Regions from separate parts of the Homo sapiens genome. Here region 1 is linked to region 2. A link is a contact called in ENCODE Hi-C or POLR2A ChIA-PET data. All regions are on one chromosome and are shown on one strand. The core of a region is the stretch at or near the end of the contact, and the rest is flanking DNA. Distances in the headings are between cores, read along the strand shown. Region 1 holds the start of IZUMO1R (IZUMO1 receptor, JUNO). Region 2 overlaps PANX1 (pannexin 1).

Region 1 (4,804 bases), core at 1,034-3,533, 120 kb before region 2:
GGGGCCTCTGGCTCTGCTCTTGTCCATAGGGAAATAACACCTCCTGTTCCTACTAGCATCCTGGCGGCATCAGCATAAGATCGGGTGAAAGCTCTGGCTGTTAATATAATAACAGGGCATGGCACAGATCTGCTTCCTACCTCCCACCCCAGGCTTCCCACTGGCTGGATCCAGGGCCCCAGGTTTGGGGAGCACTCATAGAAGCAGATAGCCTGGATGAAGTGCTTCCGACAGCCAGGCATCAGCAGTCCACAGTGAAACAGGCTGAAGTTGTAGAGTGGGGATACATCCAGATGGGCTTCCCAGCTTGTCGTGAGGGTGCAGCAGGCATTGTCCTTCCAGGGGATGCACTGAAGGCAGAGGAAGAAACAAAAGGCCCAGGCAAAAGGGGCAAGGATCGGCAAGTGTCTAGGGAAGAAAGGTGGTGAAATGAAAATGTCCCTTAGGAGGCCTGAGCAAGTGGGATGCCTTTAGCTAGTAAGCCCCTACATAAGAGGAACCCTGATAATCTCTCAATATTTACCCAAAGGGCAGAGGCACCTGCACAATGACCCCCTGCCACAGGCTGCTACAGTCCTCTAGAAACACAACTTCTGGGCTCTCAGCTCCTGAGAGGCAGCAGAAGCCTTTTAGGGCAAAGCAGGTAGAAGAGCCCCAGAGAGACCCAGGGGAATCTGGGGTTGCATTGGGTGGGAGGGTCTCATAGGCCAAATGCCAGCTGTGTTCTTCCTCCCATATCCCTGGAAATTGCCTTTAGGAGCTTGGGGAGGGGTCACATAAGTCATATGTTGCCCCAGGACCTGTTGGCAGGAAGGCTTGTTTTCATCTGTGCCGAGTCAACAATGGATCTCTGGGATCACCAGCGGTCCCTGCTTTCCCAGTGGCTAGAGCAGCTCAGAAATGGGAACTTTGAATCGCTTGGCTCTTATGGTCTCAAAAAGGCATAGTCTCTTTCCATCTAGTTGCCTTTGCTTAACTCCTAACCCCAGGAACCAAATGATCAGGGTTGATGAGGTTCGGAGACCATCTTGGCATTTGTGTCCCTTCCCTGATCTTCCCCATCCCATACCCAGGTCTGGCCTCTGTACCTCCTCATAGAGCTTGTCTTCTGGGCTGGGCACTCTCTTGTGGTGTTTGGCATTCATGCAGATGTTGAGCAGCTCGTCCCCAGCCCAGGTGGGCATGACTGTCCACAGCTCTAGCAGGAGCGGCCACCAGCATGCCATGGCCTGCTACAGAGAGACCCATGCTGCACACTTGATGGAAATGACACCCCACTCCACCCCCTTCATCATAGCAGGCACTGGGAAAGGGGGATGGGCTTCAATCTCCCTCAAATAATTGCAACACTCTGGCTGCTCCTAGGACCTTCTTTTGGAGGCAGCATCACAGAATGTCAGGGCAGGTAGAATAATCCTTGGAGGCCTGACACAGTGCTGGAGGCCTTGCTGGCCCTGCAGAGCCAGGGGCATGCCGAGGCATGAGTCAGATAGGAGGAGCCTTCTACATCCAAAGCCTGATCCCCATCACAGGAATGAGGAGGAGGGCCCTTCCTATTTCCAACTCTGTTCTGGGTAGTAGTGGTAATGAGAGGTAGTGGAAAGAGAGACAAAACAAAGCAAAAGGCAGAGGGGCCCCAGGCCTCAAGCACCCAACCTCTTAGGACACAGGGCCCCTCACCTTCATAGCCCAGGAGCCCATGGCTCCCCCAGTCCCCCAAGTCTGGCAGGAGCCTGACCTGGACCCATCATGGTGAAACTGGAAACTTCTAGCCTACCCTGGTCTAAGAGCCTCAAACATCCTGGGGAAGAAGAGCCCAGCCCCCCTCTTCAGAGCCCAACCTCAAGTCCAAATCTAAGGCTGTTCTCTCTCCAGACAACCAGTTTCAAGCTCAGCCATGGCCTTGAATATTTTTAAAGAATCAGATCTGTTAGGTAAAAGGAGGAAAGATGCTGCCCCTTCCAGCACTCTCTTCATACTCACTTTCAAGGCAGGAGCCTTCAGGTGCTCCTGCTCCCTCCTCCCCCTGAGACTATGAGGCTGAGGGGAGTTCCATGTCCCGCCCATTTATTACCCAGTCTGATTTCTACTAGGTCCAGGTGCAGGAGGAGAACTCCACGTGGCTCTCATTAAACAGCATCTGTCTCACCCAGCTCTGCAGGCCTGTGGGTTCCGAGGAAGTTTGCTTCCTCAGAGAAACAGACCCCATCGTAGGCAAGATCCGGGGCTCTACAATAAGTTACCGGGTTCGGCTGTCAGCTCTGCTACTTACTAGCTGGCTGCCCTGGAGAAAATGACTCAAATTCTCTGTCAGTTTCTCTCTCTGTAAAGGAAGTTTTTATTATGGGATTGGAAAAATAAAGAGAAAGTTCATGAACAAAAACCTTGGCATTGTGCCTGGGATAGAGGAAGTCTTAATGGTTTTAAATTTTATTCTTTTATCCTCTCTCCACACGCCCCTCCTATGTTCTGTTCCGTAGCTCTACCTGCCCCTTCACTGTTAGCCAAGCATCAGCTCAGTCACCTGGTGGCTTTTCTGACAGTGTCCTCGCACAGCCCACAGGAACTATGGTCCCTGCTGGAGCACAGACCGAGGACACAGGATGCAGAGATGAAGTGTGGCCTTGGGGACCCAAGAATTTAAACATACAAACAAAGCCAAAGCAAACAAAACAAAGAAAGTCCCTCCATAACCCGCCAAGCAGCCTCCCTTAGCATACAGGAATCGTTGTCCTGTGAAATATTCTACAAGTGTTCTCAGCAGTGATCATATTTGCAAGACTATCCTTTTCAGCTAAGGAGAGATTGGAAACTTGGATAGGATTCTTGGGAGAGTCCCAAAGATGATAAAAATGCTGGAAAAGGAGCATATTTCTTTGTTTTTATAATATGTCCTCTCTTTCTCTCTCTGAAAGAGAAGTAGCTGAAATCACTGAAGTTTTATTGATACAAAGGAAATGAAAACAAAACACTAAAAGCGTTTTTTTAATGGAATAAAATACATTCTGTGGTGTTCAGCTACAACTGATGTGTAAAGCATATACTAATGTTGGAAAATGACATTCTCCACACCTGGGTAATCACAGCCACTGAATGCTGAGCACAAACAAGGAGCCAGGCACTGGCCTGGTACTGTCTACAGGATCTGAGGTCTCAAAAAGACCTCCAATATGAACACCCTCCTTGTTTTAGCTGTGGGGAACTGAGGCTCAGCGGTGAGTAGCAGAGCTGGGATATAATTTCAGGTATTCTCGACTCCCTATCTAATGCTTAAGGACCAGGTGAGGGAGAAACCTCCGGGACTAAAAGAGTAGATACTGCCTGGGTGCCTGGGTCTCAAGTGAGGTCTGCTTTTTTTTTTTTTTTAACGTTAAATGCCATAATGAGGTTGTGCATGTATTGGGAGGCGTGTGTTGGCTTTATTCTAGAACAGTGACAGTTATTAACCCAGTCTCCCATGTCCCCACGTTAAGCAGAGCCTGGAGTCTCCTCCTTAGGGTCAGATACCAAATGGTAATAGCATCTCTATAGCCTGACAGAGGGAGAAGCAGGCTGTCATGTTCTGTTCAGTTCCTCATGAATATTCAGGAAGCTCCAAGCATTGATAAGGTAAGAGATTTGGGGTTTAAGGTTCAGTTTAAAATGGCTGTGGAGGTGCCAGAGCCGAGAATCCAGACATGAATCACAAGAGTAATTATTGAAATGGAAATAGGTCCTCTGACAACTGTCCTTCATAGGGTGTGAAGAAGGACGAAGGGCGGCTTGCTTGATAACAGTCTCCAGGACAAAGCTGTAGGAAATGAGCTAAAATTGCAGCCAGCGCATATGCAGGTGGAGGGAGGGAGGGAGGGAGGGAGGAAGGAATTACCCAGTGAGTGAGGCTGCCTTTCAGAGAACCATCAGGCCGGCCAGCATCTGCTCTCGGGAGATGCAGCTTGAGACCCTTGAGCAAAGCTCATTTTTGCCTTATTGTGACTGAGCCTTCCATAGCAATCTGTTTTCTGACTGAAAGCAGATAAGTCAAAGCTGACTGTAGATGAAGCAATTTGAAGTGGCTGATTCAAGACAATTTTTATTCTAAAACACACACACACACAACAAAACCAACACTTGCGTTTCCAAAAGAAGAGGTACAGCAGCCTTCAGCGGGCTCTGAGGGAGGACAAGGAGGGCAGGGCAGTAGGTGAAGCAACCCAGCCTTGGCTCTGGTTTGGGGCCACTGGAGATGCTGGGCAGTGATGACTTCCTTCCCCTCTCCCATCCTGAGGTCACTCCCCCACTGAATTTGAGAACAGACTACGAAAGTGAAGAGCTAGAGCCAGGAGTCTCCTGGTGAGAATCTGATGTCAGAGGCCAGCCGAAGGGGACTTCAGTGATTCAGAGTTCTTACTGGGTCTCATGAATTCTTCTCACCCCAAACCTGATTGACCATCCTCATGTAAACTCTTAATTGGTTTCTGTCTAGGGAGGTAAATAGGGATATTAATTTATTCTTCACTCTATGTCTATCCAATCGCCGAAGCTGTTGATTTAACTTTCTAAATATCTCTTGAATTCACATCCCTTACTTACTGTCTGGACCATGATCGGCTCTTGCCTCAGTTACTGCAACAACCTCCTAACTAGCTCTCCCACCCTTTTCCAGAGCTTTAATCAAGTAGCAGCCATAATGATCTAATTTCTCAGAATTTTTTTAAATTTGTATAAATTTAAGGGTATAAGTGCAGTTTGGTTACATGGATATATTGCACAGTGGTGAAGTCTGTGCTTTGTACATTGTACTCATTATGTAATTTCTTATACC
Region 2 (5,032 bases), core at 382-2,881:
TCAAACATGGTTTGACCTTTATCTACAGACACAGCAGCCTGGATTTTCAGCCTTTCATTCCTTTTAAATGAAAGTCAGCAGGCTCAAAATGCAGAGCTTGGCTAAGTCACTTCTGTGGAAATATGAAATATAGTAGTGATAACCACCAAGGGCTTTCAAATTCTTGTGTTCTTCTAAGGATCCTTTCCTAACACCATGATTTGTTCTCATCTTTGTGGAAATGAAACCAAGATGGTCTTAATTTGTAAAGTCCTTTTTCCTCTGTTGGCAGTCTTCTTACAAAGGATGCAGCAAAAAGAACACATTTTTCTTTCAAAGTTTTGAAGAAATATAGTCATTAAAAAGAATTTAAATTATGCCTAAAGCACCACTTTACAGAATACCATTAAATTGTAATTACGTGCTTTTAAAAAGCCAACTTGTTAAAGAGGAGCTGATGGTTTCAGTTTTTGTAGGGAACACTTGTAACACTGCAGAATTCTACAAGGGCTTTCTCCTCTGGTGGGCAGGGAAAAAACCACTCAAGTCATGAGAAACTTTTATAGCTTTCAGGAACTTGAAGAACAACTGCTGATTAAATTTCATGCTTTAGTGACGAAGTATTTTTACAGCTAAAAAAGGAACCCAGAAACATAATACATTTCATTTAAAGCAGGCAGAAAAACCAACCACAAATTAATATCTATTGTATTCCACATGGCACTATATAATCGTTGTCAATCGTTTTAAATGGTTTCACTTTATTTGTGAAAAATAAAGCCAAAATGCCAACAACTTCCAAGAAGGAACCATTTCATCATCTCCATCCCCTCAGATAAAACCTCAATTACTGGTAATTGTACATTTCCATCAATATCCCTTTTAAAGAGGTTTATTCTGAGGAATTACTGAGACCAGGAGCTTTAAAAGCTTCAATTTCCCTAATCACTGAGAGGCAATCTTGAACTTCTATTGAACTTGGAAAGCGGTCAAGACTCACTCCATAATAAGAAGTTAAGGACTGTCACTACTTAAGGTGGAAACCTATTCATTTGCAGAAATAGTCCTCTTTCTACCAAGAGGCTAATGAGCCTCCCCTCCCCTTCCCCTCTCTAAAATAAAATCAGTTTGCCTTCTAAAATCAAATAACAGTTGCCAACAAATTAGGATTTATCCTAAGAGTTTGTCCATTCATTTCAACAAACATTTGAAGAATGCCTCATCTGGGCCAGTCTCTGTTTTAAGCACTTGCGATATAGCAGTGCATAAAAATTCTCACCCTTACAAACCTTTGATTGACCCAGGACTGACAGTAAGCAAAACAAACCAAACACGAGCACATTTTAAAAAGGTGTCTAAAAACCTGCCTGATAGCTGAGCTAATTCTCATAGGCACAAACTGCCCTGACCTGAGCTCACTCTTGGACAAGCAGTTCCCACAAATGAAACTAAACATGCAAACCAGACCCACTGTACAGGTGGAAGTTTCCAGCTTTCTCACAGTACAAGTTTAAGGTAGGACGCAGCATTTTATAGTGTTACGTCCTTCCTCCCCACATTCCTGTGAGGCGGAACAAGAACAATTACTTGACCCTGGAGGAAGACGACGCCTTGTGGTCAGGGAGAGAACAGCAGTTCATGCTGGCTGCCTCGTCTTTCCAGGCCTGCTGCTGCCCAGGCTTCTACTGACCTTGTTAGGTCTGATTCTAGAAAATGAAGGCAGGTACTCAAAAGGTACAGTTCACCCAGAAGAATGTAAATGTGACTGAGCTAAGCAAACGTACAGCTGAGTCTTAGTGTTGGGGGAAGTAGCTTTCATGAAGGCAAAGGGAGCCCCATTCTCGGCCGTATGGCTTGCTCTTCAGCCGTTGGAGTGCAGCTTTTTCAGAGGCGTGGACTAAAATGACCTCCTAAGGTGCACTGAAAATGTTGGCTGTAGATCTGAGGAGAGGGTCCATAGCTATAAAAATATTTGCAAGGGGATTGTAACCCCTCGAAGTTTAAGAACCTCTATGTTGGAAGTCTCTGCCTATCCCTTTGTAAAAGTGAAGATGTGTTGGAACGCTGCTTTCACAGTACTCTATGTCCCTCCCAGTTGCAACAATGTTGTTTCCAGCCTGGTTCAGCAGCTTGCTGGTGGTTTACTAGGCAGACATGAGCCAGAAACAAAATCAGCAACCCTGGAGTGGTCATTTAGGATCAGTTTTGTCTCCTTTTACAAAGCAATGAGTGCTTTATAAAAGCATTTCTCCTCAGGAAACTGGCTCCTCAAAAGTCGTTCTCCAAGCCAGCAGCTCACAGTAGATGGATGAGTTTACCTGTCCTAATAATACTTTTTATTATAATACTTTTATTACTGATACTTTATTATAATACTTTTATTACTGATACTGATACCTAGTAATACTTTTATTAGATGAAATGTATCCCCAGGCCTCCACATCAGCCTTCTGGGGCCCTGACAGTTGTTTACCAGTAGCTCCACAACCTCCACAGGCTTGTTCTCTCATCCCTGTGAGGGAAGGTTCAAAAGGCAACTGGATTCCTTACTATTCAAAATCACTGTGACTATTTCACACAAACTTCAACCTAGAGGATTTGCAGCTAAAGAACCTTAAGGTGGTCATCTGCCTCTGGGAAAAATGATTACTATATTCTCAAAACCAGCAGTTACAGGAACTATAGGAGAGAAAACAAAAACAATGTGCCCTCTCCCAAGAACACAGAGCATTTGCTAGGAGTTTTCTGGCATAGCCTTTACTGTGGCTACGCTTTCTCCTCTTAGGCACCAGCCCATGTTTCTGCTGCCTTTTACTGGACTCTGAAGTCCTCAAGGATGGGACCTGCCTATGCATATCTGCACATCCAACTTGGTACTGGTGCCTGGGACATCACAGACCCTACTGGAGTTCAGAGAGTGGGAATGGCTTGGAGACTTCCTGGTGTCCTAAAATATCAATTTTTACCGTTTCAAAATAGAAATTAAGGATAGTCTACAGAAGATGAAGCTTTTTGTAAAAAAAAAATCATATCCTAGAAAATGTATCTCGTAAATCTTTTTAAATTTTCAAAAGAAACCAGTGTAGAAACTTGTGATGGAACATCTCAGATACGGCAATATAATAATTTTGCAAATTCCATTATTTAGGTTACTGCCATTTCTAAGTCACAGAATAATTCAACAGTAATAAATATCATGTAACAGAATAATTTAACGCACTGATTGCTACTTTGATATTTATCATCAGCTTTCCATTTCAGAAAACATCACAGAAGTACAAATAAAATCTGCTTTTCTGAATATTCCAAAAGGCAGACAGCAGCTTATATAATTTCCGTTCTTCAGAAAACAGTAATTAGATTATGTAAACAACTGTCCGTAAGAGCTAAAAGTAAACTTGGAGGTTCCTGAGGATTACTGAACTTATGCAACATGCTAACTTTCTAAGACTAAAACTGGGAAGTTCCACAGATGTTAAAGATTTTTGTGTGTGTGTGTAAAATGTGAACATAGGATCTATTTACATAGTTGGAATTGGGAACAGTTTTTAACATGTTCTGAATCAGCTTTAAATGTTTATGAAATAAGCTTACATTTGTCTTATCCAACCATTTATAATCTTTATTCTATAATTCTCCACCAGTGCTAGAATTTTCTTCCCAAATGGCCTCAATTCGGACACTGAATAAACGATAATGAATTTTTTAAAGCTGTGCTTAAATATAAACAAAATAAACCGCTAAGTTTTTCTGGCTCCAAGCACGCCATATGAAGCATGCCAATGTCACTTATGTGCCCTGATCACATTCAGGCAAAGTGTTCTTCACTTTAAATACTCCTGTGTTCCATTATTGTTTAAGTAAAATCCTATTTCAAATGCCTTTGATAACAGAGAAACCGCCTGTAGACAAACTCTTTGAAAGTGACTGAATTAATGTCTTCTGTGATGTCAGATTTCCCCACTGGGCTCTTTTGGAAGCATTCTTCCTGAATTGAAGTCACTGTGAATATCCTTTAGATTTCATCTTGTTAACTCAGTTTTCAGTCAGAGCAGCACTTGGGCCTGCTGCCCTTCAAGGCACAGTGCAACAAATAGTGGTTACGGGATTTCCATCAGCCAAGGTTGACAACTAACAATGTAAAGAGAGCTCGAGTGTGGGCCAAGGCATCGGACCTTACACCTAACTTAGGACATAGGTCGACCTATGGATTATTAGCCAGTGAATGCTTTTCTTGTCTAACAGTCTTTAAGGGCACATAAGAAACTCACGTTAAATTATACCCTGACATATTATTATTCCATGAAAACAAAACAAATCTTCCAAAGTGCTTGTTTTCCAGTAGCTCTGGGTCTTGTCTCACCACGGGTACAGAAAGGTATTGCTCCGAGGCTCTGACAGGGCTACTGCTCTTGACTAATTGTTCTTGTCTTTCTGCTTTTCATTTGATGAGGACTTACACATAGTTACTTGCTGCAGTTTACTATCTCTCAGGTGCTTCCTATGGGAAGTTCATAAACCATTCTTCCATAACCTTTTGTTGATCACCATTTCCATTAGGGACTCAATAAGACATGCTCAGTATCTCCACCAAGAACCATTTATTGCAAACCAGCTGTGAAACCAACAGGGGTGCTTTAGCCAAATTAAATCCCATGTCGCAGAAGTCACAGATTTACAGCTCAAGGAAAAAAATCATCAGCAAGAAGAATCCAGAAGTCTCTGTCGGGCATTCTTCTCTCCATTATTTGCTTTAGTTTCACTGTCTATGTTCATACCTGTCAAAATTGAAAACAAATATTTATGACAGAAACATAGCAGGAATTACCAATACTAATCAATTTTTCTTCTGCCAAAAATTCCTCTCACAGTCTATACCATGTTTTGCTTCTTGGCCTAACTAAAAGAATCAATAAACTTTTAGTCCCCTTTGAAAGAGAAAGTCAGAGAGTAACAGAGAAGGAGATCAGAGGTAGAAAGGAAAGCCAGTAAGATAAGACAAAAATAAGCAAGAAAGACAAGGAAGATTGCTGAGCAAGAGAGAGTGTGAGAC

The links. Hi-C counts contacts between places; a loop is a spot of excess contacts on that map. ChIA-PET counts read pairs that join two places held with the same protein, here RNA polymerase II (POLR2A). Pooled maps may share reads with other maps.
Region 1: a map with no recorded cell type shows a loop between it and region 2 (2.0-fold over the local background). The contact joins the promoter of IZUMO1R here to the enhancer-like site in region 2. A Hi-C loop is called at or near these places in 1 of 168 maps with a recorded cell type or tissue (Caco-2), 1 of 37 single-sample maps with no recorded cell type and 2 of 50 pooled maps. POLR2A ChIA-PET finds 5 or more read pairs at or near these places in 2 of 52 experiments (HEK293 and naive thymus-derived CD4-positive, alpha-beta T cell).

What each region holds. Positions count from the first base shown.
Region 1 is chr11:94,302,059-94,306,862 of GRCh38, reverse strand. It overlaps IZUMO1R (IZUMO1 receptor, JUNO), which reads right to left and starts at 2,283. Exons shown (of 5, transcript NM_001199206.4): 1 at 1,984-2,283; 2 at 1,089-1,232; 3 at 141-350. The coding sequence starts at 1,226.
Region 2 is chr11:94,180,515-94,185,546 of GRCh38, reverse strand. It overlaps PANX1 (pannexin 1), which reads right to left. Exons shown (of 5, transcript NM_015368.4): 5 at 3,579-4,757. The coding sequence ends at 4,678. Among named protein-coding and RNA genes, the nearest start is that of PANX1, 54 kb to the right of the region's middle. Within about 2 kb of position 1,631, at least 6 of the 41 ENCODE cell types and tissues checked have a DNase peak (open chromatin) inside an H3K27ac peak, as active enhancers do.